Linked DNA regions of Homo sapiens: regions 1, 3, 4 and 5 are each linked to region 2. A link is a loop called in an ENCODE intact Hi-C map of the cell type or tissue named here. Cell type or tissue: IMR-90. All regions are shown on one strand.

Region 1 (5,000 bases), 1.3 Mb after region 2:
AGAACCTACCTTGAAATATTGGGGGCTGGTTCCCCTGATAAGCATCTAAGCCCAGACTCTTGGATGTCCTGCCCAGCCTCATAATGCTTGTTTGTTTCTTTCCTGGGAGACAGAGGTAAAATCTCTGGAGAGCTTTCTTACATTGTGGGATAATAAAATCCCTCAAAGACTATATCTTCCTCAGGGTCTAATCAAGACAGAACAGCCAGTGCTCTCAGTCATCTTAATTAGCCATGATACACAGGCTGGAGTGGCCATTTTGTCTAGTAAATATTGCCAGTGAAAATGGCCTTTGGAGTGGTCTAACAATATTACTTACTGCTAACTGTACATAACCTGTAAGAGAGACTATGTGTTCTCCAGAGATTTGTCAGAGAATATAAAGAACATAATATTGATATTACCATTTCCTAGCATTATCACAGCTAGGTGCAGGATATAATCATTTGAACTCAGAAGCTGAAATATGTGTACAACAACTCACAGATATTTCTCAGTGGATCGTCTGGAGACTCCTAGGGGTTTCTGCAATATTTTCTGCAGACTCATAATGCCAAAAGCATTTTCAAAGTAATGCTAATATATTATTTGTCCTTTTCTGCTCTCATAGTCTTTCAAGTGTATGGTGGCATTTTTCAGAAGCTATGGAAAGGGTATGTAATATTGAAAAGATGGATGCAGGAAAAGGTATGAGAATCCAGCCTATAAAATCAGACACTGAAAGTATTTGCAAAACTGTAAAACATTGTCACTCTTCTCATTAATGTTTTCTTTGGTTTTGGAAATTTTAGTAATTTTCATAAAAATATGTTGCTTATGTTAATAGGTACTTGGTTTACTATTCTTTTCAAATGAATTAGCAAATACACATTTTAATATTTAACAGTTTTTATTTCTAATGTAGTAAATATAGATAGAAATAACCCATATAAATAAATGAAGGCTTACCAAAACTCTTAATCCTTTGTAAGAATTTTAAAAGATCCTTGAAAACAAAAAAAATGAGTGTTGTTAGTCTAAAATAGTTTTTTTTTTGTTTCTCCTCTCTTTCTAAGCTTATTTGGCTCTTTCATTCATAAATACTTGCTACACATAAAATTATTTTATTATTATTATTATTTAACATTTCTGCTTTTTTTGTTTTATTATTAGTTTTCTAAATTTATTACTTTAAATAATAGCATATGAAATTACTTGTCTGCAGATTTAATTTGGGCATATTGAATTATCTTTGTTAGAAACTGTAACAGGCTTTACTCTCTGTGGTTCTTAAACATAGCTATACATTATACTCACCTGGATAGCTTTAGAATATATATCTATGCCTGGACCACACCCCCATATTTTATCATGTAACCTACCAAATACATCAAAGAGTGCCCAATTAAATGCTTATACCTACATTTTTATTAATAGGAAACTTTGATATCAGTGTAGTAGACATTAGTAATCATCAATACTTTTCTTCTCTTTTTCCTGGAAGCACAGACTATTACTTTTCCCAATCCTATTCACAGTTGAATAGCTCGAAATGACTAGATCTGGCAGAAGGGCACAAGGTGAACATGTATAGCTTTTAGATGAACTGCATTAAAATATACGATTCTTACCTAACATACTGTTTGTACTTCTGAGCTAAAATAGAGACACTGTAGTTGGAAAACTTCTCCTAGCAGTAGCCTAAAAGGGTCATCCAACAGAGACTTCTAGTTTGGGCTTGGAAACTACCCAATTAGGACCAAATTTGATTTTTTTCTTTAAACAGACTGGGCATATACTCTGTCCTCCAGACTGGAATGCAGTGGCATGATCATAGCTCACTATAACCTCTAACTCTTGAGCTCAATGATTCTCCCACTTCAGCCTCCAGGGTAGCTGGGACCACAGGTGCACACTAACATGCCCTGCTAATTTTTGTTATTTTTTGCAGAGAGGGATCTTGCTATGTTGCTCAGGCTGCTCTCAAACTCCTGACCTTAAGCAATTCTCCTGCCTCAGCCTCCTAAAGTGCTGAGATACCTGACATCAGCCACTGCACTTGGCCTGATTTCTTCATTTGCATAAACTGACCTGTTTGAGGGTTGGGTCATGAACTTCCTTTATTTAAGTCAGACCTGCTCTTTTTCTCCAGAACATGCTTTCCCTTTACATTGGAGGCTACACATCTCCCTGATCTGTAGACTGTTATTTTTTAGAAAATAAAGTGCCCTTTTGTTTTTCTTCCACAGACCTTAAGATCTTGTGTTAACCCTCAATATATGAAGGACATAGTCTCAACATAACATTTATGGCCAGCATGGTAGCTCATACCTATAATCCCAGAAATTTGGGAGGCTGAAGTGGATGGATCACTTGAGCCCAGGAGCTTGAGACTAGCCTGATTAACGTGAAAAAACGCTGTCTCTACAAAAAATACAAAAATCATTTGTGCATGGTGGTGTGCACCTGTATTACCAGCTACTCAGGAGGCTGAGGTTGGATAATCACCTGAGCTAGGAAGGTCGAGGCTACAGTGAGTCGTGTTCTCGCCACTGCACTCCAGCCTGGGCAACAACAGAGTGAGACCCTATCACAAAAAAATAAATAAATAAAATAAAATAAAATAATTATGAATCATACTACTATTAATTACTACATAAAATTGATACTTCTTTTTAGTTGTTTTGTTTTTGTGCTTTTAATGCTGTTAAGTAAGGATGTACAGTAAGAAGTCTATTCTGTGAAGTCCCATTCCTTGTGTAGTTACTTTACAAATTGATGTATGATTGGGTTTACTTTGTTTCCCTTTGTATTTAATTTCAAGAAATGTTGGTTTTATGCATAATACACTTATGGGATCTTTGGGTCAAAATGATATAGACAGGCATACGAAGATGTTTCATTTCTTTGTTTTCATCCCTGCCCTCTCCACTCTGCCTCTACTTCCATTCCTTATTAGTAAATTTCTCCTGGACCAGCTATCTCACCTGGCAGGTGAGAAGTGACAGCTACCAGCACAGGAGAGGAAGAGTTTACAGAAGCTGTCTGGGTTTCTCAGCTCAAGGGCTCCCTCTTCTGTTATGTCTCCGGCAGTTTATTTAATTAAAGTTAGTGCTTTAGTCCAAATTTCCCTGTCATTTCCTTTTGCTTTCCCAGTTCTCCTGTCCTGATCATTTCATTCTCAAACTTCGCCATAGCAGTTTTCCACTCGTGGTTGTTAGGTCCAGGTCCACGATTATGCCAAATGCCACACCCAGGGTTAGGGTCTAGCCCTAGCTGAGGTCCAAGGGGAGTGGATGGATAGCTGAAAGAACGCTCCAGGGGGGCCGTTTCTCATCAGCGGCTTACTCACACTGGCCCTCTAACACTGTCCACCTTTATCTGGGCTGTCTGCTGCAGCTCTGTGGCTCCTGCCACCCCACACCTGCAGCTGCACATTTGGCTCTCCCTTGCCTTCAGGGTCAGCAGCTTAATTATTTCCCTTTCTGGGCACCAGCACGAGCCATGCTGTGGCTCCCCTATATATCCTTCTGCAAGACAGACAGCTCTGGTTCTCTCTCTCTCTCTTTCTCTGGGTGCCAGCACCATGTCAAGCCATACCTAACAGCCCGTAGTGTCAGCAGGGCAGTTACACCTTCTGCAGACAATAGTGGCTCAGAGCCAAGTTTGAGCTTACACAAACAGGTTATATAACAAGTGGAGTATGCACCTGCACCCTAACCCCGCTGAGTCACACAGGCCTGGATGTCTGCCTAGGCCTAATTCTTGACCAAAGCACATCCATGTCCCTTACAATGGTGCTCTCCCCTCTTGCAGTGCATTCTATTTGCTTGGGTTTCTGAGTTCTGTCACTGCTCATGCTGTGTCTGTATTTCTTTCACTTCTCGGTACGGCAGTCCTTCTGATCCGCTACTGATCTGCTCCACAGTTGTGACTTCCACTCTAATGCTGGGGCTGTGAAGGATCTCCTACCCCTACCTCCCACTTAGGCACTTTTTTTGTTTTTTAATTGGGAATAGGGTGAATTTGTGGGTTTTCTCTGCCTGAAGGTATAGATTGTTTTATTATTTGTATTAGTCCTGTAGAAATATTTAAAACATCTTTTGTTGTGTTTTGTAGAATTTTCAAAGAGAAATGTGAGGAAACTGGAGTAAAAGCTGGACCATGCTCCTCTGGGAACACAGAACGCTCAAGAATTTCTCAGGCATTTGCTATTAGAGTCCTTTCTCTTCTACTCCTTCTGTGTAAATGAAGCAGGGGAAATGGAGAAGCCCAAAAGGAGGCATTGAGAATCAACAGCTAGTGAAAAACCATACATGCTGCTGTGGCAGAGTCAAGCTGAGAAGCCGAAAACACTCTGATTTTTGTTCAAGTGGTTTCTCCTGAGGGACCCAACTAAAGCAAAGTACCCTCAACTCTGTTAAAGTACGGTAAATATCTGCAAAGCAGGAACAAACACGCTGGGCACCTAGATGCTTTTAGGGAGTGATGTGTATTTCTAACATCTGAAACAATGTTTTAAACTCAGCCCTTAATTCAGTGATCTAAATGAACTCACGCAGTTCTCAGGGAATATTTTTATATTTTTTAGAAATATGTACATGCCAAGGTTTCCAATATGTATGTTTTCTCCGTATATATGGGAAGCCATGTGATATTGAAATGGATCCATCACAACTTTAAAAAAGAATTACAGTTCTTACATACACTTTTTAAGGTGTTTGTTGGTTTCTGATATTGGTTTCCCCAATCAGTAAAAAGAAGTACTAGTTCAGCTCTAGCCCAGAAAAGCAGAACATACTGATATGTGTAGTACATCAAAGGAATTATTGTACCAAGTTTTATTTTTGAGGTTTTCAAACACTAAGGTGATTTTACCTCACAATTTATTACAAGAAGAAAAAGCAAGATGAAACTTTTCCAGAAATATTACCAAAGACAAGGTTGAAAGATATTTTTAAAGCAATTTTAGAATCTGTTGTTATTCTGGGTCCTCTGAGAGGCAGATACCAGGACATCAT
Region 2 (5,000 bases):
ATAGGCCCATCTTGCTGATATATAGCTGTGACGGAACACAGCACTGAGAGGAAAGTGGTTTTAATCTCAAATCTCAATGACCCGTACAGCCTGGGGCAGGCACCTGCATTTATGAAAGCAGCAGATCCCAAGACACGGGACTTAGTTCTAACTACATACTTCAGACATTTCTGCAGCAGTAGAATAGAATCCCTTGGAATATCGTGGTGGCAGCTGTTTCATGCAACCTTTGCCTCCGTCACTAGTCAGGGTCTATGTAGCATAGTGGCTTATTCTGGAAAAAACAAATTCAGCCCTTTGTCAGATGAGTAGGTTGCGAAAATTTTCTCCCATTTTGTAGGTTGCCTGTTCACTCTGATGGTAGTTTCTTTTGCTGTGCAGAAGCTCTTTAGTTTAATTAGATCCCATTTGTCAATTTTGGCTTTTGTTGCCATTGCTTTTGGTGTTTTGGACATGAAGTCCTTGCCCATGCCTATGTCCTGAATGGTAATGCCTAGGTTTTCTTCTAGGGTTTTTATGGTTTTAGGTCTAACGTTTAAATCTTTAACCCATCTTGAATTGATTTTTGTATAAGGTGTAAGGAAGGGATCCAGTTTCAGCTTTCTACATATGGCTAGCCAGTTTTCCCAGCACCATTTATTAAATAGGGAATCCTTTCGCCATTGCTTGTTTTTCTCAGGTTTGTCAAAGATCAGATAGTTGTAGATATGCGGCGTTATTTCTGAGGGCTCTGTCCTGTTCCATTGATCTATATCTCTGTTTTGGTACCAGTACCATGCTGTTTTGGTTACTGTAGCCTTGTAGTATAGTTTGAAGTCAGGTAGTGTGATGCCTCCAGCTTTGTTCTTTTGGCTTAGGATTGACTTGGCGATGTGGGCTCTTTTTTGGTTCCATATGAACTTTAAAGTAGTTTTTTCCAATTCTGTGAAGAAAGTCATTGGTAGCTTTATGGGGATGGCATTGAATCTGTAAATTACCTTGGGCAGTATGGCCATTTTCACGATATTGATTCTTCCTACCCATGAGCATGGAATGTTCTTCCATTTGTTTGTATCCTCTTTTATTTCCTTGAGCAGTGGTTTGTAGTTCTCCTTGAAGAGGTCCTTCCCATCCCTTGTAAGTTGGATTTCTAGGTATTTTATTCTCTTTGAAGCGATTGTGAATGGGAGTTCACTCATGATTTGGCTCTCTGTTTGTCTGTTGTTGGTGTATAAGAATGCTTGTGATTTTTGTACATTGATTTTGTATCCTGAGACTTTGCTGAAGTTGCTTATCAGCTTAAGGAGATTTTGGGCTGAGACAATGGGGTTTTCTAGATATACAATCATGTCGTCTGCAAACAGGGACAATTTGACTTCCTCTTTTCCTAATTGAATACCCTTTATTTCCTTCTCCTGCCTAATTGTCATGGCCAGAACTTCCAACACTATGTTGAATAGGACTGGTGAGAGAGGGCATCCCTGTCTTGTGCCAGTTTTCAAAGGGAATGCTTCCAGAATCTACAATGAACTCAAACAAATTTACAAGAAAAAAACAAACAACCCCATCAAAAAGTGGGCGAAGGACATGAACAGACACTTCTCAAAAGGAGACATTTATGCAGCCAAAAAACACATGAAAAAATGCTCATCATCACTGGCCATCAGAGAAATGCAAATCAAAACCACTGTGAGATACCATCTCACACCAGTTAGAATGGCAATCATTAAAAAGTCAGGAAACAACAGGTGCTGGAGAGGATGTGGAGAAATAGGAACACTTTTACACTGTTGGTGGGACCGTAAACTAGTTCAACCATTGTGGAAGTCAGTGTGGCGATTCCTCAGGGATCTAGAACTAGAAATACCATTTGACCCAGCCATCCCATTACTGGGTATATACCCAAAGGACTATAAATCATGCTGCTATAAAGACACATGCACACGTATGTTTATTGCGGCATTATTCACAATAGCAAAGACTTGGAACCAACCCAAATGTCCAACAATGATAGACTGGATTAAGAAAATGTGGCACATATACACCATGGAATACTATGCAGCCATAAAAAATGATGAGTTCATGTCCTTTGTAGGGACATGGATGAAATTGGAAATCATCATTCTCAGTAAACTATAGCAAGAACAAAAAACCAAACACTGCATATTCTCACTCATAGGTGGGAATTGAACAATGAGATCACATGGACACGGGAAGGGGAATATCACACTCTGGGGACTGTGGTGGGGTGGGGGAGGGGGGAGGGATAGCTTTGGGAGATATACCTAATGCTAGATGACGAGTTAGTGGGTGCAGCGCACCAGCATGGCACATGTATACATATGTAACTAACCTGCACAATGTGCACATGTACCCTAAAACTTAAATAAAATAAAAAAAAATAAAAAATAAAAAATAAAAAAAACAAAAAAAAACATTAAAAGCAATGGGAACATTAAAAAACAACAACAAAAAAAAAAAACAAAAAAAAAACATAAAAAACAAATTCAGGTGGCAGGAGAAGTTTCAGAAACCTGCATAGTAAAGGGGCATATTTGAGTCCTGAGTCAATATTGGTTCTTTTTCATGAATAAGCACTTATCTTTGGATAATCTAGGGAAAGATGCATTAGGTGAAAAGGCTAAGAACGTGGGTGTGAGTTTGAGTGGTTTCAAGTGTTGCACTTCAGAATGTTAAATAGAAGACTGCTATTCACATCCTAAATTAGAAGTCAAATGTTTCGGTCTTCATGTATAATGTACTTAATTTTCACTAAAATTTTATATGATGCATAAAGTACTATTATTATATTGCTTTACAGATGATGAAGCTTTAAATTAGAGAAGTTCAGCAACAGGCCCAGCATTACACGCAAAAGTGGTAGCTTTGAACACAGGTTCATCTGTCTTTAAGATCTGGCCTTTTAACCATCATGTTTTCCTGCTACCCAACCATCATTGTTCTTTGTCCTAAGGGAAGTGGAGGGAATGTCTCAAATTTGAGTGTTAAATCTACTGCCTTTATCTCTCAGTGGTATTTTGGGAGCGTTGTCTTGCAAACTTTCCCCTTAGATTTCCACAAGGGGGCATCCTTAGAACTCTCAGAAAGGATCTAATAAAATTAACTCTTAGTGGGAGGAAATCCAAGCTTTTCCATTTAGACCGGTGGTTCCCAAAGGGTATCCCCAGAACCAGCAGCATTGGCATTACCCGAAAACTTGTTTAAAGTAAAAATTATTGAGTTGCTCAGCAGATATACTGAATCAAATCTCTGGAGGTAGAGTCCAGTAATCCGGGTTTTAAGCCTTCCAGGTGATTCTGATGCATAACAAAGTTTTAGAACCAGTGAATTCTTGGTTTTATTACAGTAAATATGTTTCTTTTTAAGTTCAGGAATATTCGATTATTAATAAAAATTCCCACACTGTGAGAGCCACAACCCTAGAATATGATCATTGTCTCAAATTGAGGGCCAAGACTTATTCATGAATCACAAAATCAATTCAATGGACCCATAGAAAGAATACAGATGAGAATGCCAGTACCCATTACTTTTAGTAAGAGAAAAAGTTTCTTTGTGAAAGTTTGTTTTAAATGGGTCATGAGGTACAATGTATATTGTACTGTGGGCCATGGTCAAAAAGCCATTGCATAGTTTGAAAGCTAGTAAGATATGTTCTCAACAACATACAATATCCCCACGGCATTGCTGCAGCTGAGAAGGGTGAGTGGAACATAGAGGGAGTGGTCATCCTAGGACAGTAGTGTAGAAAGAATAAACTTTGTCACGGAATCCAATACTCTAGTAAGGAGAATATAGTTTTTGGAAAAACAAAACAAAGAAGCAAAACTAATAAATATACAAACAAGCAAATAACTCTCAGCATTCTGTAGGCTAGCAAGGAATTCTGTGCCAGTCTACTAGAAGATCACTGGTTCTCTTTGACCTGAAGAGAAATATTATTCCCAAACTATTATAACTTGGGGTTATTAAACACTTGTCTGACAGAATATCTGCCCACTTAAGTATCTCCCTGATGATAAGGTATGGCCTGCACCAGGGCCTCAGATTTTATGGTTATTAAGAAGGAATAATTCCCATTACAGTTAAAAGAAAGTTAAAAGAATCCTGACTTATTTGTTTCTCTGATGAGTTTACCTTGGGGAAGTCTACTACTAGAAGATAACGTATTGTATGTGGAGAATAAGAACATCATAGTTCCTGAGCAGGAAAAGTTCATTCAGGTTGTATTTCCCATTAATGAGCCGAGATGCTACTCTTCAGGCTTTTTTTTTTTTTTTTTTCTCTCTTCCTCAGCCCTGGTCACTGACTGTTACTCTGTAAGATCCTCGAACAAAATATTACAAGACAGGCTACATGACACAAGTTTAGACATGCTTTTCAGAAAGAGGCTCAAAGGATCAGGATAAAGGTGGTTTCATACAGCTATATATATATATCTGTATGTGTATATATATATGTACACACACACACAGATATATATGTGGGCAGATTTTCTATCAGACATGTATTTAGTAACCCCAAGTTATAATAGTTTGGGAATAATATTTCTCTTAAGGCCAAAGAGAACCAGTGATCTTCTAGTAGACTGGCACAGAATTCCTTGCTAGCCCACACACACACATATATATGTATGTGTATATATATATACACACACACACACACATATACATTTCAATAAAAATCACAAGAACACAAGTCAGAGCCATAGAAAAATCATGAAAATCAACTTACAGCTGTCTAATGTTTAGCAGTCCCCTGCCAGCATGGAATAAAGTCACCTGATGCTGTCAGATCAACATGCATGTTTATTTCATCTAACAACACACAAACACCCAGAATGCTTTTCTTCTCATATGTGAAGTCTGTGACATTAAGATACCATATAACTGAATACTGACTCCAATATTTGGTGATTGCAGGATTAAAAAAAAATCACTTCACCTTTTAATTCTCAACTTTTGTTTCTACAAAATGCAGATGGGGAGCAGTTGGGAATA
Region 3 (5,000 bases), 1.4 Mb after region 2:
GATGTTCCTTTCTCCTAAATTTTTCAGTAAAAGCCTAGTCAATATATGTTTGTGTAGTATTGAAAATTTAATAAATTAGGGCAGATTATGGCTGAAAGTTTGAAACATCTTCCTGTTTCCCCTCTCATGGACATCAGCCCATTATAAATGTGCAAATTTAGAGGCAAATTTATGCCTCCCAAATATGCAAAGTACATTAAAAGTAATTACTTTTAATGGTGAAAACTGAAATTACTTTTGCAGCAACCCAATAATTCAAAGCCTCAAGTTATCATTCAGCTGACATATATATCTATGCATAGATAGGTAGATAAACTTATTTTTAGTAATAAGTATTTTCATTTTAATATTTCATTCTAATGACTTTATAAAGAGATTACATGAACAAATGTATACTTTTTTATTCTTTCTATAACATAACCAATCCTCCTGGATGTGTCAATTGGTCTTTTTACTTCAGGTCATGGAAAGAATTGATATGTCTTTGCCTCCGAATTTGCACATGTATAATGGGCCGGTTGCCAATGAGAGAGGAAACAGGAAGAGGTTTCAAACTTTCAACCATAATCTGCCCTAATTTATTAAATTTCAAATAGTACACAAACATATATTGACTAGGCTCTTACTGAAAAATTTAGGATAAAGGAACATGTGAGTGGCTGAATTCCACAGCAATCTGTGGATGCATCATTTGGATCAGAGTGATTTATTATTCTGTTGGTGTTGCTTTTACTGGACACATCCTCCCAAGTACCAGGGGTTTGTAACCCAGGGTCTCCAGATTTTTGGGTATGCACTGTGAAAAGGGACCCACTTATAACTATTGTACCTTGAGCTCTTATTTCAAAAAAGTTCCGGGAAGAAGCTCTGCCCCAGAAAAACAAAAACTGTTTGGATCCAGAGATGCCTGAGTTGGAGGTGAATTTTGCTGAACTCCCCTCATTACCATACTAAAATCCCCACCCCAGGAGGAGCTTATTTGTCATTTTCTATACATGCTTCTGCATGATCAGCGACTGAGACTGCACTGTCTTTACTCCCTCTCTACATAAAATGACTCAGCTAAACAACTCAATAAAAGCTGTTTTCAATGATGTTTTGGAGCCACTGCCTTGGGAACTATCCTCAGTGTTCTCTTTACTTGTTGCAAGTAATAAAATCCCCTAGCTAAATCCACCTTGGTCATTGGACTGTCAACCCTCAAGTGATAAAGCCCACCTATTGTGTGAGTAACAATCCTGGTGACTCAGATGGGCTCAAGACCCTGGTTCTGATCCTAACTCCTCAAAGCCTCCCAATAGGTGAAGCAGTGGGTAGCGGCAGCTCACCCAGGCTAACTCGCTCACATTGCCTGAAAGGGGTGGGTATGATACAGGAGGATCTTTCACATGGTGACAAGCCCACCAGGCTGTCACTTGGGCCTACCCCAAAAGAGTACAAGTGGCTGCCTGAACCTTTTTGTTCTGTGATCCTTCAGGGCAGTAAGTGGACTTTACACCATGGGCTGACTAAAAGAGTGAATTCTTTGGATCTAGCAACGGGATCTCTAGAGTAAGGGCAGTGTACCTCTGTTTGACTTTCTTTCTTTTTCTGGTTTGTGCCCTGGGGGATTGAAAGAAACTCCCATCACAGTAAACAGCAATCTAGACCTGGCTAGCCAACAGTGAAATGAACTGTGAGATCAATTTTTCCAGAGATAGGTTTAAGGTCATCAGAGGGGATGCATCTTCCAAAGTAGAAAGGGACCTGTGGAGGCTGGAAGCCCTCGACTTTGACAGCTAGACTGGGAAAACTTCAGCTTAGGAGAAGGGGCTCACACTGATACATTCCTGATTCACCTGGGTATGTTCTCTTCAGGTATCAGCTTTTAAAAGAAGGGGAAGCTACTATGCCTGATGCCCAGGAGGGTCACTGGGCAGCATGGTGGGATTTTGCAGGAAGCACACGGGGCTGTGCTTGGGATCTGCCAGGTCACCCTCACACATTGACTTACTTTTATTATGTGTGTTAGAGGGGCCTGTTACATTTTGAGAGGAAAAATCAGTCATTGCACATCTGTATAACTGTTAACCTGCTATGTAAACTTTGAGAAGCTAGAATCGAACCCTAAATAAGAACTTTAGGGTATGGGGAACCTGACCTCCGTATCAGAGCAAAGCCCATTAGGGTTTATCCTCTAAACACTAGAAGATTTTGGGGTATTCAGATAAAGCCTTTTAGGGTGCATTATCCAACACTAGAAGATTTTTGGGTATTCTCCAATAACTAAAAAGAAGATGATTTTCTTTTGTAACACAGCCTGGCCACAATGTGTCCTAGGTAGCCAGGAACAATGGCAGAGGGACAGGTCACTTAATTACCATAGCATTCTTCAGCTGGATATTTTCCATAAGAGGCAAGAGAAATGGGATGAGATACCCTGTGTCCAATGTTTTATGGCCCTTTACCAGAACAGGGACCTATAGATAAAGTGCGGACTTTGTACTCTCAAGGTTGGACCACCTGGATCTCCAGCTAAGCCACTGGAGAAGCTGCTACCAATCCTAGAGAGCCCTGTGGATGAGAAAACCTCCCTCCACCCCATGAAAGCCAGGAAAGAAGAGAACAGAGAGAAGGAGGTTGTCATTCCAACAGATTATCGGGGATGTCTCCTCCCACGTAACCACCTGACTTGGCAGATAAACTCCAACTAAAATATCAGGGGCCTCCCCAACTAATGTGTCAGGGGCTCCTCTTCCAGATAGCACAATCCCGGAGTGGGAGCTTTTACAAACTGGGAGGTGGGATGTTTCCCCTCAGGCAGGTTTTGGATGGGGATGTGCATTTAATCCAAGTACATGTGCCTTTTACCACCTCTGAGAACTGTAATTGTGAAATACGTATGAAAGGCTTTCAGGCTAACCTGAGGAATTTATTTCCCTTATAGGAGGCATCTTTTCCACTCACAACCTGACCTGGGCTGATGCTCAGACCTTGGTGACCACCTTTTTAACTACTGAGGAAATATCCACAGTTTTAGCTGAGGCTGGGGCAAAAGCTGGCAGGCAGCCTAATAACCAGCCCAATAGCCCCATCTAGTGACCAGAAGAGCAATTGGTTCCGAATGGAGAACCACATTGGGACCCCAGTACCAGAATAGGGAGGGAGAACTTGGAAAATGACCTGAACATATTATTGAAAGGAATGAAAGAAGTTAGCGAACCTCCTGTTAATTGGAGTAAGCTTAGGGATGTTCATCAGGGACCTAGAACCCCTCAGCATTTCTAGAATGGCTGGGAGAGTGCCTGCAGGACTATATCTCCTGGGACCCTGAGGCACAGGGAAGTCAGGTGGTCCTTAGCACCTGTTTATATCTCAGATTGCTCCAGATACCCACAGAAAGATTCAGAAATTGGCCATAGGCCCTGACATTATCCCCTCCCCAGTTAGTAGAGATGACCTTCAAGGTTTCAATAACAGAGATGTGGTTGGAGAAGGCAGAAAAGAAGACGAAGAAAGAAGCAGCTTTCTGGTAGTTGCACCTCAGTCCATTCCAGACAACCCAGAAGGAAGAAGGGAGCCAGCTTGGGTGACTGATCCCAGGCCATAACGTGGGATCAGTCTTGGGCCACCAAGAAACTAGGACCTGATCAGTGTGCCTATTTCAAATTAGTGGGACACTGGGAGAAGGACCCAGCTGTCTCCAAAGAGAGAAGGCTAGGGACAAGCTCTCAACAACAAAAGAAGACTGGCAGGACCCAGGACCTCCCCAACTGGCTCCTCAATATAAGATCTCTATCTCCTTAGAAGTAGGGGGACAGCCGATTTGAGATTCTGCTCAATACGTGAGCCACATTCTCTACACTGGCTAGCAGAAAGGGTACTCAGAGTGTGTAATATTAAGGGGATGTCAGGAAAGGGAGACAGTGAGCAGTTTCTGGAGGCTCTGACTGTGATTCAAAGACCCTGACCCCTCTTCCCTGTATGCCCCTCAGTGGCTCATCCCCTAGGGAAGGACATACTGACAAAACTTGAAGCCATTGTCTGCCTCAACCAAGTCCAGTTAGAAGTAGAGGTGCCAAGAGCTCAAAGAGCTGCCTTCCTGGCCCTTCTTCATGAAGATCTTGATCCTCCAGGAGAAACCCTAGGTGATATTCTAGCACAAGTCAACCCTGAAGTATGGTCACAGGGCCAAATAAGGACTGTCACAGTAGAACTTATAAGGATACAGTTAAAACCAAACAGCCCGACACCAAGAGTAGGAAAATATCCTCTAAAACCTGAAGCACTGCAGGGAATACAGCCTGTGTTAGAGAGTCTCTTACTCCAAGGGCTTATCAGGCCTGGTCACTTCCCATGTAATACCCCACTGTTAAGAACCCAGAAAAAAGAGAGATGGTTAACAGTGCTGCTCAGGACATTTACCCCATAGAGCCTAACACTTATATATTGCTAGCCAGTCTCTCAGGGGACAGCAAATACTTTAGTGTGCTAGCTCTGAAAGATGCCTTCTTTTATGTGCCTCTAAGCCATGACTCTCAGGAATTATTTGCCTTTGAATGAGAGGATCCTAAAATGTTTCAGAGAAGTAATGCTGGATGGTACTTCTCCAGACTTCAGGAACTCCCCAAACATTTTGGGGGGCCCTAAGCTGAGCTCTATGAGACTTGAAGACATAGTGGGGCATCGTCTTGCAATATGTGGATGATATCCTCATAGCCAGCCCCATTAAAGAAGATTCTGGTAAAACTATCCATCCAGTCCTGAACTTTCTAGCAGAAAGGGACTGTAAAGTGTCAGAAGAAAAGTCCAGATTTCAAAGGAGACTGTCCAGTATTTAGAGTATGTTATCCCTCAGGGCCAGTGCAAACTTCCCTATGACCAGAAAATGCTGTTTACCACCTGGTCCTTCCTAGGAACCATATAGAATTGCATGGATTCTTGGGTACAGTGGAATTCTGTCACATCTGGACCCCAAATTTTTGGCTTACAGCAAAGCTACTTTATGACAAGGGCCAACA
Region 4 (5,000 bases), 540 kb after region 2:
AAGTATGCAAATTCTACTGGGAAAGACAGAAAAGTTAATAGAAAATTAAAATGCAGTATATTAAGCTGTACAATAAGGATGAGTATGAAATATCACAGAGGAGGAGCAATTACCTCAGGAAAAAGAAACCTGAAGGATGAGTAGAAGTTAATTGGGAGATAGTTGGTGATAGGCCCTGTTTGGAGATTGCAGAGAAGGAAGCATTTTAGCCCTAGGGAATAGAAAATGTTGGTGACATCAGGGCTTTCAGGTAAGCACAAGTCACTCAGTATGTATAAGAACTAGTAAACACCTGAGGTTTGGTCTAGGTCCTGCTGCTCATGGCACAGAAAGCTAATCACTGAGACAGCAATTATTGCCAAGGAAGCAGGGTTTAATTGGGTGCTGCAGCAAAAGAGATGGGAGATCAGTCTCAAATCCATCTTCCTAATTGACCCAAACGAGAAGCTTATGTTGCAGAGAAGAAACGTAACAATGAATAAGAAAACAGGAACCAGAGAGGGCCAAGGAAGCATTTATGATGAATGCAGCTCATTGTCCAGCGCTCATTGTCTAGATGTGGTGATCTGGTGAGTTTCACTTCTTTGATACCTTTTGTGAGAGGGCTGACGCTCATTTCCTGAGGAAGAAACTCAGATAAAACAAATGTAAGCTTCGAGCTTTAAGGACCTATTTCTATGTTTATTTAAAAATCCTGTTTATGTGATTATTGGATTTGTTTCACTATGATATGAGGTAAAAAATAATAATAGAAAAAAGCAGGTTAAAAAATCATGTTTTGAGAAAGCAAAGCAAGATGACCAAATAGAACTCTCCAGCAATCACTCTCCCTGCAGAAACACCAAATTGAACAACTATCTACACAATGAAGCACCTTCATAAGAGCCAAAAATCAGGTGAGGACCACAGTATCTGGTTTTAACATCATATCAAAAAAAAAAATAAAAGAGAGACCCTGAAGAGGGTAGGAAAGACAGTCTGGCATTGCTTACACCATCTCCCCCATCTCTCAGTAGCATGTGTGGGGACAGAATCTGTCTGCTTGGGGGAGGGAGACTGAAGTGGGTATGACACTTTTTATTGAAACTCAGTGTTGCCCTGTCACAGCAGAACACGACATAGGGCAGAATTTTGCCAATGCCTAGAGAGGGAGCATTTAGAATAAGACAACCCAGAGAAACATACTCCTCTGCTCCAGTGGTAAAGACCTGAGTTCAGCCTAGCCCCACTAGAGAGCTAAAGTGCCATACATGCGGTCATGAGTAGATCTGAAAGGCAATCGGACCACAGGGACTACAGTCCTTGGACAAATCCTGGTGCTGTGTTGGACCTGGAGCCAGTGGACTTGAGGTGCACACAACTCAGTGAGACACAAGCTGTGACAGCCGAGAGAGCTTGTGTCACCCCTCCCTTAACTACAGACAGTGCAGCTCTCAGAAAGACTCCTATCATTTATGGAAAGGAGAGGAAAGAGTAAAGAGAACTTTTGCTGGCACCTATGGGTACCAGATCAACCACAGTAAAGCACTAAGCAGATTTCTGAAGCCCTCAATTCTAGGCCCTTGCTCCTAGATCACATTTTCAGACACCGCCCACCCCCCCACCCCAACTTCTTCCTACCCTGTCCCTGAACCAAAGGAGAAACTGTAGCCCTCAAGGGACACTGTCCTGGTAGGACGCACCATCTGCTGAGTAGAGAGCCTGTGGACCTTGAATAATCATTAGTGGTAGCCAGGCAGTAGTCACCATAAGCCTTGGGTGAGACCCAAGCCTGTGTCTACTGTGCAGGCTTAAGGTGTGATCCAGCACAGTCCCAGCTGTGGTGGCCACAGGAGTGCTAGCATCACCCCTCCAACAAAACCAGACAGCCCAGCATGGAGATGGAGGCTCCTTCTGTTTGGGGGAAAGCGAAGAAAGAAAATGAGAGACTTTGCCTGGTAATCCAGATAATTCTCTTGGATCTAACCCAAGCCCACCGAGGCAGTAAATACCTCTGTGAGTCTGCAGCAGTCACATTGTTACTGGGCTTCAGGTGCTCCCTAGAGCAGATACAGCTGCAGTGACCAAAGACATCGTTCACAAAACTATATTCCCAAATATCTAAAAGGCCTTCTTAAAAACCATGGGTACAAACAAGCCCAGACAATGAAGATTAAATTAAATGCCTGTTTAAACTGTTTAATGCCCAGATATCAACAAACATCCGCAAGCATCAAAAATATCCAGAAAAACATGACTTCACCAAAGGAACCAAATAAGACATCAGTGATGAATTTTGGAATGACAAAGATATATGATATTTCAGACAAACAAATAAAAATAGTTATTTTGAGAAAGCTCAATGAACTGCACAACACAGAGAAGAAATTCAGAATCCTATCTCAGAGAGATTTAACACAGATTAAAATAATAATAAAAAAGGAGAAATTCTGAAGCTGAAAAAAACAAATGAAACTGAAAAATACATTAGAGCCTCTTAATAGCACAACTGATCAAGCAGAAGAAATAATTAGTAAGATTGAAGATAGGCTATATAAAAGTACACAGTCAGAAAAGGAAAAAAAGAAGAAAAAAGAAGGAAGCATGCCAAGATCTAAAAAGTAACGTTGAATTAAAACAATTAAAGTTATTGGTCTTAATGAGAAGGTAGAAAAAGAGACTGGGGTAGAAAATTTATTCCAAGAAATAATAACTAAGACATTTTTAAACCTAGAGAAAGATACTAATATTCAGTCACAAGAAGGTAACAGAATACTAGCAGATTTAACCCAAATAAGACCAATTAAAGACATTTAATACTCAAATACCCAAAGGTCAAGGAAAAGGAACAGTTTCTAAAAGCAGCAAAAGAAAAGAAAGAAATAACACATAACAGAGCTTCAATACTTCTGGCAGTAGACTTCTCAGTGGTAATCTAACAAGCCAAGAGAGTGTCATGACATATTTAAAGCGCTGAAGAAACACAATATTTTTTTCCTAGAATATTATATCCACTGAAAATATTATTGAAATATGAAGAAAAAAATTAAGGTTTCCAGACAAACAAAGGCTGAGGGATTTTTTCAACACCAGATATCTCCTACAGAAAATGCTAAAGGAAGTTTTTCAATCTGAGAGAAAAAGACATTAAAGAGCAATAAGCAATCATCTGAAGGTGCAAAACTCAAAGGTAACAGTAAGTACACAAATACAGAATTCTCTAACACTATAATTTAGTGTGTAAGCCACTCATATCCTGAGTAGGAAAACCAAAAAAAAAAAAAAAGGAAAACTAAAAGAAAAACCTATCAAAATAGTAGCTACAACTTTTTAAAGGGATAGGTAGTATAAAAAGACAAAAAAAGAAACAACTAAAAGTTAAAAAGCAAGGAGTAATGGGGCTCAACTGAGTTTTTATTAGTTTTCTCTTTGCTTGTTTGTTTTATAATCAGTTACATAATCATCAGTTTAAAATACTTGGTTATGTTATTTGCAAGCCTCATGGTGATCTCAAATAAAAACACCTACGACAGATACACACACACACACACAAGCAAGAAATAACAACATACTACCAGAGAAAATCACTTTTGCACAAAGGAAGACAGGAAAGATGGAAGGAAAAAAGAAGACCACGAGATAGTCAGAGAACAAATAACAAAATAACAGAAGCAAGTCCTTGCCTATCGATAATAACATTGAATGTAAATGTACTAAACTGTCCAGTGAAAAGGCATAGAGTGGCTAAATGGATAAAAAACAAAACCTGACTCTATGCTGACTATGAGAAATTAACTTCAACCATAAGGAAACACATAGAATGAAAATTTAAAAATAAAAGAAGAAATTGTATACAAATGGAAATCAAAAAAAGCAGAAGTGGATACACTATTACCACACAAAATAAATTTTGAGGCAAAATTTATAAAAAAGTACAAAGAAAATTACTACGTAATGATAAAGGGGTCAATTCAGAAAGGGATATAACAATTGTAAGTACATATGCAGCCAACATTAGAGTACCCAGATACATAAAACAAACATTATTAGAACTAAAGAGAGATAGACCCTTCAATAAATAGCTGGAAACCTCAGTACCTCATTGATATGGTCTGGCTCTGTGTCCCCACCCAAATTTCATGTTGAATTGTAATTTCCATTCAAAGGAAGAGGGGCCTTGTGGGAGGCGACTGAATCATGGGGGCAGACTTCCCCCTTGCTGTTCTCATCATGGAGTTCTAATGAGATCTGGTTGTTTGAAAGTGTAGCACTTCCTCCTTCTCTCTCTCTCTCTCTCTCTCTCTCCCCCTCTCTCCCTCTCTTTCCCTCTCCTGCTGACCATGTGAAAATGTGCTTTGCTTCCCCTTTGCCTTCTGCCATGCCATGATTGTAAGTTTTCTGAGGCCTCCCCAGCCACGCCTCCTGTACAGCCTGTGGAACTGTGAGTCATTTAAACCTCTTTTCTTCATAAATTATCCAGTCTCAAGTAGTTCTTTATAGCAGCGTGAGAACAAACCAATATACCCACTTTCAGCATTGAATAGATCATTCAAACAGAAAGTAAACAAAGAAACATTGGACTTAATCTGAACTATACAACCAAATGAATCTAATAGATATTTACCAATAGATATCAACAGCTATAAAACACATACTCTTTTCCTCAGCACTTGGATAATTTTCAATGATAGACCATTTGATAGGCCATAAAACAAGTCTTAAAATGATTTTTACAAATAAAATCCTATCAAGTATCTTCTCTGACCAAAATATAATAAAACTAGAAATCAATGACAAAAGAAACATTGGAAACTATACAGATACATGAAAATTAAACAATATACTGCTAAATGGCCAATGGCTCAATAAAGAAATAAAGAAGGAAGTTTTAAATGTTCTTGAAAGAAATACAATTGAAAATACAAGATACCAAATCTATAGGAGACAGCAAAAACAACATTAAAAGAAACGCATATAGCAATAAGCACCTACATCAAAAAGTAGAAAAATTTCAAATAAAC
Region 5 (5,000 bases), 1.5 Mb after region 2:
CTCAAAAAAGAACTATGTAGTTTATACAGTATGAAGCCTGAGAATGAATTTATGTTTTTATTATAGTTATAAAATCTGGGTTGAGGTGTAAAAGTCAGGAGCTATTAGTATATTGAGTGTAAACTTCTTCACCCTTTCTCCTGCAGCAGACCAAAAATAGATTCATGAAACAAAGAGGTTATTAGCCACTGTGGTATATGGATACACTTGAGAAGATTTATATATTTGAAATAGAGAATTTAGTCCACCACCAAAAGCAAATTAAACATGTTTTATTGTTCTAAAATACAAATGTATTATCAAAAATATATCAGTGTTATCAGTGATTCAGTAAAAGTTACAGCAGCAAAAAAAAAAATAAAGTAGATAATTTCAGTTAACTGAGAAAATAACTCATCTGAAAAAAAGAATCTATTTTATTTCAAGTGTATCCCAAGAAAAGGCTGGCAATGTGAGCTAAAGCTGAAATTAGTGTTATAGATGGTGTTAGGAAATCATATTTCCTTTAAAGTCCTAAACTCAATAAAACTTAATTCCAAGAACTCTAAGGAGGAACCTCCATGCACTCAGCATTGGCTTCATAATGCATTCAGCATGGCAAATACAGAGACAATCTTCTTAACAAAGCATACCTCCATAGAATCTCAAAGCTCAAAGGGAGTTTGAAGTTCATCTAATTGTTCTACCAGACTACTAGTTTATACAAATGAAACAGTAACTTATGTTTGAATATCTCTAGTTACAGGCAACACTACCTACCATAGAAATTTGTTCTATTTTTAGATACTCAGGTTTTTTGGTTTGTTTTTAGTTTTTTTTTTTTAATTCTTCCTGTAAGCTTTTGCTCTTAGAGCAGCCTTGCAGATACCAAAGTTATCATCTGCATCCTGAACATTCTCTTAAGGGGGAATAGCTTGCCATTGAAAAATATTCTGAATTCTTTAATTTAATTTTATTTTCCAGAGGCCTCTGATTTTTTATTTGTTCATTCATTCTGTCATGATATGATATGGTACACTCACTCACTGCAAATACAGCAGTGAGAAAGGTGATGAACATGCTTCTGTCCTCATGAACTTACACTAGGGGTAGGTAGGGCCAGATTTAGATGGAGGGAGCGTAGTGTGATAAAGTTTGTATAGAAAGAAAACGCTATAGAAAATGATTGGAAAGAATAGTATGAGACAGACCTGAAGAGGTGCCTTTTGGGCACGTTGAGGTTTGACTGCTTAGAGAAGTAAAAAGTTATTGAAGGTTTTTATAAAAATAGGAATGAAATGATCAAATTTGCATTTATAAAACATTGCTCTTGATCTCATGAAAGAAAACAGATTAGAGGGGGCAAGAGGAAGGTAAGTCAACTTCTAGTAGGCTATTGGATTGCCCCACTAGCTGAAGGTAGGAGATAGAAGGAAGTAATGTGGTATGTGAGAAATTGATTCATTTCACAGACATTTAATAGGCAAGTATTTAGAATTCAATGATCTGGCAACAATTTTTAGAAAATAGAGTTTCTGCTAATATGAAAGCTTAAAGTTATGAAGCTGTTTAATTTTTACTTCCTATTGTTTAAAGTGATTAAAGACTTAAACATTGGCAACAGAATAAACAAATACATTAAAATTGAACAGTATTTTAGAAAAATTCATGAAGTATTATAGAAGAAAGATTTCAAACCCTTTTTTTCCTGATTTGAACATGTCAGAAAGTGTGTCTGCAGTTTCCCAGATCTCCTAATTCAGTGTTTCATCTTCCTAAGAAAATCACAGTGGAGAAATAGAAAAGAGCAGAGGATTTATGGTATATGATAAGTACATACTTTATAAAAATGTATAATCTTCAAACATATAGAGAAACAGTACAATAACAATATTTAAATATGCTCTCTTTTTTGCAAAGACTATGAATAATAAAAATTAGAATATAAAAGTATTTCTTGCTTTCATGAGCTGGACCAGAATTCTTTAATTGTAAAAATAATACACTTAAAGTTGAAATTTGAAGGTATGGAAGGTAGAGGATTCAGACAATGCTCTTCACAATACTCAGATTATAAATCCTGTGATTCAGTAAAATTGAAGTTGTCTATTTCAAATGCAGACACTGATTTTAAAGACTGGTCACCTAGCTCCACCTTCTGGCTAAACAATAACTTTTGTTTCCTTACCCACTCCTGGCATAGTTTCATGAAGGTTAAATATTATGATGTTGGCGCCACCTGCTGGAATGTTTTTCTAAAAACAAACATACCCTAGAGATGGGAAATTAGATGGCTATACCGCAGAAATATGACTTCTAATTTCTCTGGAAAAAAAATATATATAATATTTGAAAAATAGCTAGATTATGCTAAAGAATTATTATGAATTATATTTATTCTTATGAAAAAAGTTATATATCCCTTTAGCAACTCACTTTCTATTTCCTCTTTTGCTGTCCCAATGCAAACCTTAGCCACAAAAGAAACTATCCCGAAATAGTTTAAGAGGAAAATTAATATTTGAGCACACTGAAATAGATTATTCCTTAAATTGTATAATTGTAAGAAGTAGATAGTATTAGTCCCCCATTTACTCACTAGAAAATTGAGATTTATTCAGTTTAGCTGCATCTAAATTATCTTATACCAAAATAAAATACAGTAAAATTTGAATTAAGGTATTTTTACACTGAATTTTTTGGTTTTTCTGCTCTACCTGTTTTCATTGCTAATTAAGGGGGGTTGAGAAAATGTGGATTGTAATTAAATATGATTTTTTAAGCGTCTGAAAAGATTTGCTAATCTCTGTTAATAGTAGGTCTTTGTCAGAAGTAAACAACTACTCTTAGCCAAGATCAATTTATTTCCTTTATTAGTTTTCCACAGGCTTCATGCCACACTTTCTGTTTGTCACCTGGGGTTTTTTTCTGCCTAGCTATCTCTAAAACCAATCATGATATTCAATATTCAAATCACCCTTATTGACATTTGGACAGAAAGGTACAAAAGAAGGAATAATAACTTGTTAATTATTCTAAGATCTTGATTAGATTCTACATAAACATTAGACATGCTAAAATTTCCATCAACTTAAAAATAGATGTTTCATTAATTCACTAATACTAATCTTATTTGATCTAAACTTTTTAAAGGATTTCCTTTTTGTGTTTTCATTGTTATATTATAGCTGTGCATAATTTGGAGTTACCTGTGATATTTTGATATAGTTATACGATGTGTAATTATCAAGTCAGGGTAACTGGGATATCTATCACATCAAACATTTATCTTTGTGTTGGCAACATCACAATTCTTCTCTTCTAACTATTTTGAATTATACAATAAATAATTGTTAAGTGTAATTTATTTACAGTACTATTGAATACTGGAACTTAATATGAGCCTTTTAAATGCATTTTCAATAATATTTTAGCTACTAATAAATGCCAGTCAGGATGCTCCATTGCAGCTGGCAAGGAGGACTCTCTTTAGGTTAAGTTGTGAAGAAGGATGGCAGCCTAGCAGAATGAAGGTGGATATGAGAAGCCTCCCTCATCTGCAGAGAAAACTATTAGTAGTAGGACAAAATAAGGCCAGCATACAGAGGGAATAAAGCTAATACTAAGATGAATAGTTATTATTTGAACAAAATTTCCTTCTGTTTTTAACCCATTATCAAAACAAAATAATAGTCTTTCCAGTTTGTTGCTTTCATAAGTGTTTCTGCTCTTGCAACTAAGGGAGTGCTAACATAGCTCTGCAAAATTACTTACTGATTAATATAGTACTAATACCTATAGTACTTATTGACTAATACAGTACTCCAAAAATATTTATTGAATTAATATATGTTGAATGGAATGACCTTATTCTCCTAAGTTCTCTGAGCTTTATTTCTTTACTCAATTATAAAAGTTAAGGTAATCGTACACACATTACCTTTTCTCAAATTTAATATGGTTTATAAATGTGCTATACAAATATCAAAGATCACGACATTTAACCTGCCATATTGTTCAACAAATGAATCCATGCACCCAGAAAGTGTTCCTTAAATATGTTATATGTTCAATAAAGGTAAACGTGTTTGCCAGAGTAATCTGTTTCCATGTGTCCGTTCTAACACGCAAAACCAGGTAGGGAGAGTTTTCCAAGGATTTTATAATTTCATACAGAACTGTAACTCACTGTTATGACAAAGCAAGTTAAGTTAAAGTATCAGTATAATGATTGCTAACATCCATATTTGTCATATAATAGGTGCTTGAAAGAAAATCCTTTGTATGAAATAATATTCCACTTACATTTTTTCTCTTTGTAAGAAAAAGGAAGTCATTCTGTCAATATAAGAGGAAATAATTTCTCACACAAGTTTTTCAGTTCTTGCTATCTGAAAAATATCTTATTTAGGATGCTAATCCAACTGTTAGTGTTCCTGTGATTGTATAAGTATCAGAAGAGCAATTTGTATTTATTTCTGTGATATTAAGTATGTAATGCAGTTTTCAAAGATGACTTAATTAAATACCTAGAATAAGACAAAATCAAATGTCTTTAAAAATGTCTTCAGTAAAAATAAGCATATCTTAATAAGGTTACTTTTTTTCTTAATAAATATTTATGTATGTTCTTTGGATAAATTTCCAATCTTCCATTCTATATCATCTATTTTCACTTTTGTCCTCAAAATAGCAACTTACTGTAGAAAATTATACAACAATCAAAACTAGAGAATACATAAAGGAAGAGATTTGTTATCTCTGTGAACTTGAATACAATTATTTGCTATTATACACAACGACAGTTTTAGTACACTCACCCTGTTATCATCCCAGCTTTCCCTTGATTTGAGATTTTAAGAATTATAAGTACTGCAAGAGGAGCTCTCTTCATTACTAAAACTTAGCTGAAAATTAATTTTTGTTCTAAAAATACATTGCATTGTGGTTTTTTTCTAATAAGTATAATCTAATTAGCTAAATAAACTGAAGACCGCAAAATAAGAAGTGGCTTCAAATGA

What was found. A loop is a pair of places that touch in the nucleus more often than their neighbours do. Peaks named below come from ENCODE experiments on the same cell type or tissue, not always from the same donor. Only the 100,000 strongest peaks of a DNase experiment are listed, where the experiment ranks them.
Region 1: a loop joins it to region 2, with 6 times the contacts of the local background. A loop is called at or near these places in 9 of 110 quality-filtered maps.
Region 3: a loop joins it to region 2, with 6 times the contacts of the local background. A loop is called at or near these places in 5 of 110 quality-filtered maps.
Region 4: a loop joins it to region 2, with 2.7 times the contacts of the local background. A loop is called at or near these places in 4 of 110 quality-filtered maps.
Region 5: it touches region 2 in a loop (5-fold over the local background); 7 of 110 quality-filtered maps call a loop at or near these places.

The regions. Positions count from the first base shown.
Region 1 is chr11:23,111,843-23,116,842 of GRCh38, reverse strand. The region is part of intron 4 of LINC02718 (long intergenic non-protein coding RNA 2718); the gene reads right to left. Among named protein-coding and RNA genes, the nearest start is that of CCDC179, 250 kb to the right of the region's middle. In IMR-90, a CTCF peak has its summit at 3,044 (motif pointing left); a DNase peak (open chromatin) is centred at 3,042; H3K27ac peaks cover 1,008 bases.
Region 2 is chr11:24,384,809-24,389,808 of GRCh38, reverse strand. No RefSeq gene overlaps it. Among named protein-coding and RNA genes, the nearest start is that of LUZP2, 110 kb to the left of the region's middle. In IMR-90, a CTCF peak has its summit at 3,059 (motif pointing right); a DNase peak (open chromatin) is centred at 3,058; H3K27ac peaks cover 156 bases.
Region 3 is chr11:23,019,562-23,024,561 of GRCh38, reverse strand. All of the region lies in intron 4 of LINC02718 (long intergenic non-protein coding RNA 2718), which reads right to left. All of the region lies in intron 1 of LOC124902646 (a long non-coding RNA gene), which reads right to left. Among named protein-coding and RNA genes, the nearest start is that of CCDC179, 160 kb to the right of the region's middle. In IMR-90, a CTCF peak has its summit at 3,071 (motif pointing left); no DNase peak of the experiment used is centred here; H3K27ac peaks cover 225 bases.
Region 4 is chr11:23,842,657-23,847,656 of GRCh38, reverse strand. No RefSeq gene overlaps it. Among named protein-coding and RNA genes, the nearest start is that of LINC02726, 120 kb to the right of the region's middle. In IMR-90, no CTCF peak of the experiment used is centred here; no DNase peak of the experiment used is centred here.
Region 5 is chr11:22,873,254-22,878,253 of GRCh38, reverse strand. All of the region lies in intron 3 of LINC02718 (long intergenic non-protein coding RNA 2718), which reads right to left. Among named protein-coding and RNA genes, the nearest start is that of CCDC179, 15 kb to the right of the region's middle. In IMR-90, a CTCF peak has its summit at 2,165 (motif pointing left); a DNase peak (open chromatin) is centred at 2,163; H3K27ac peaks cover 140 bases.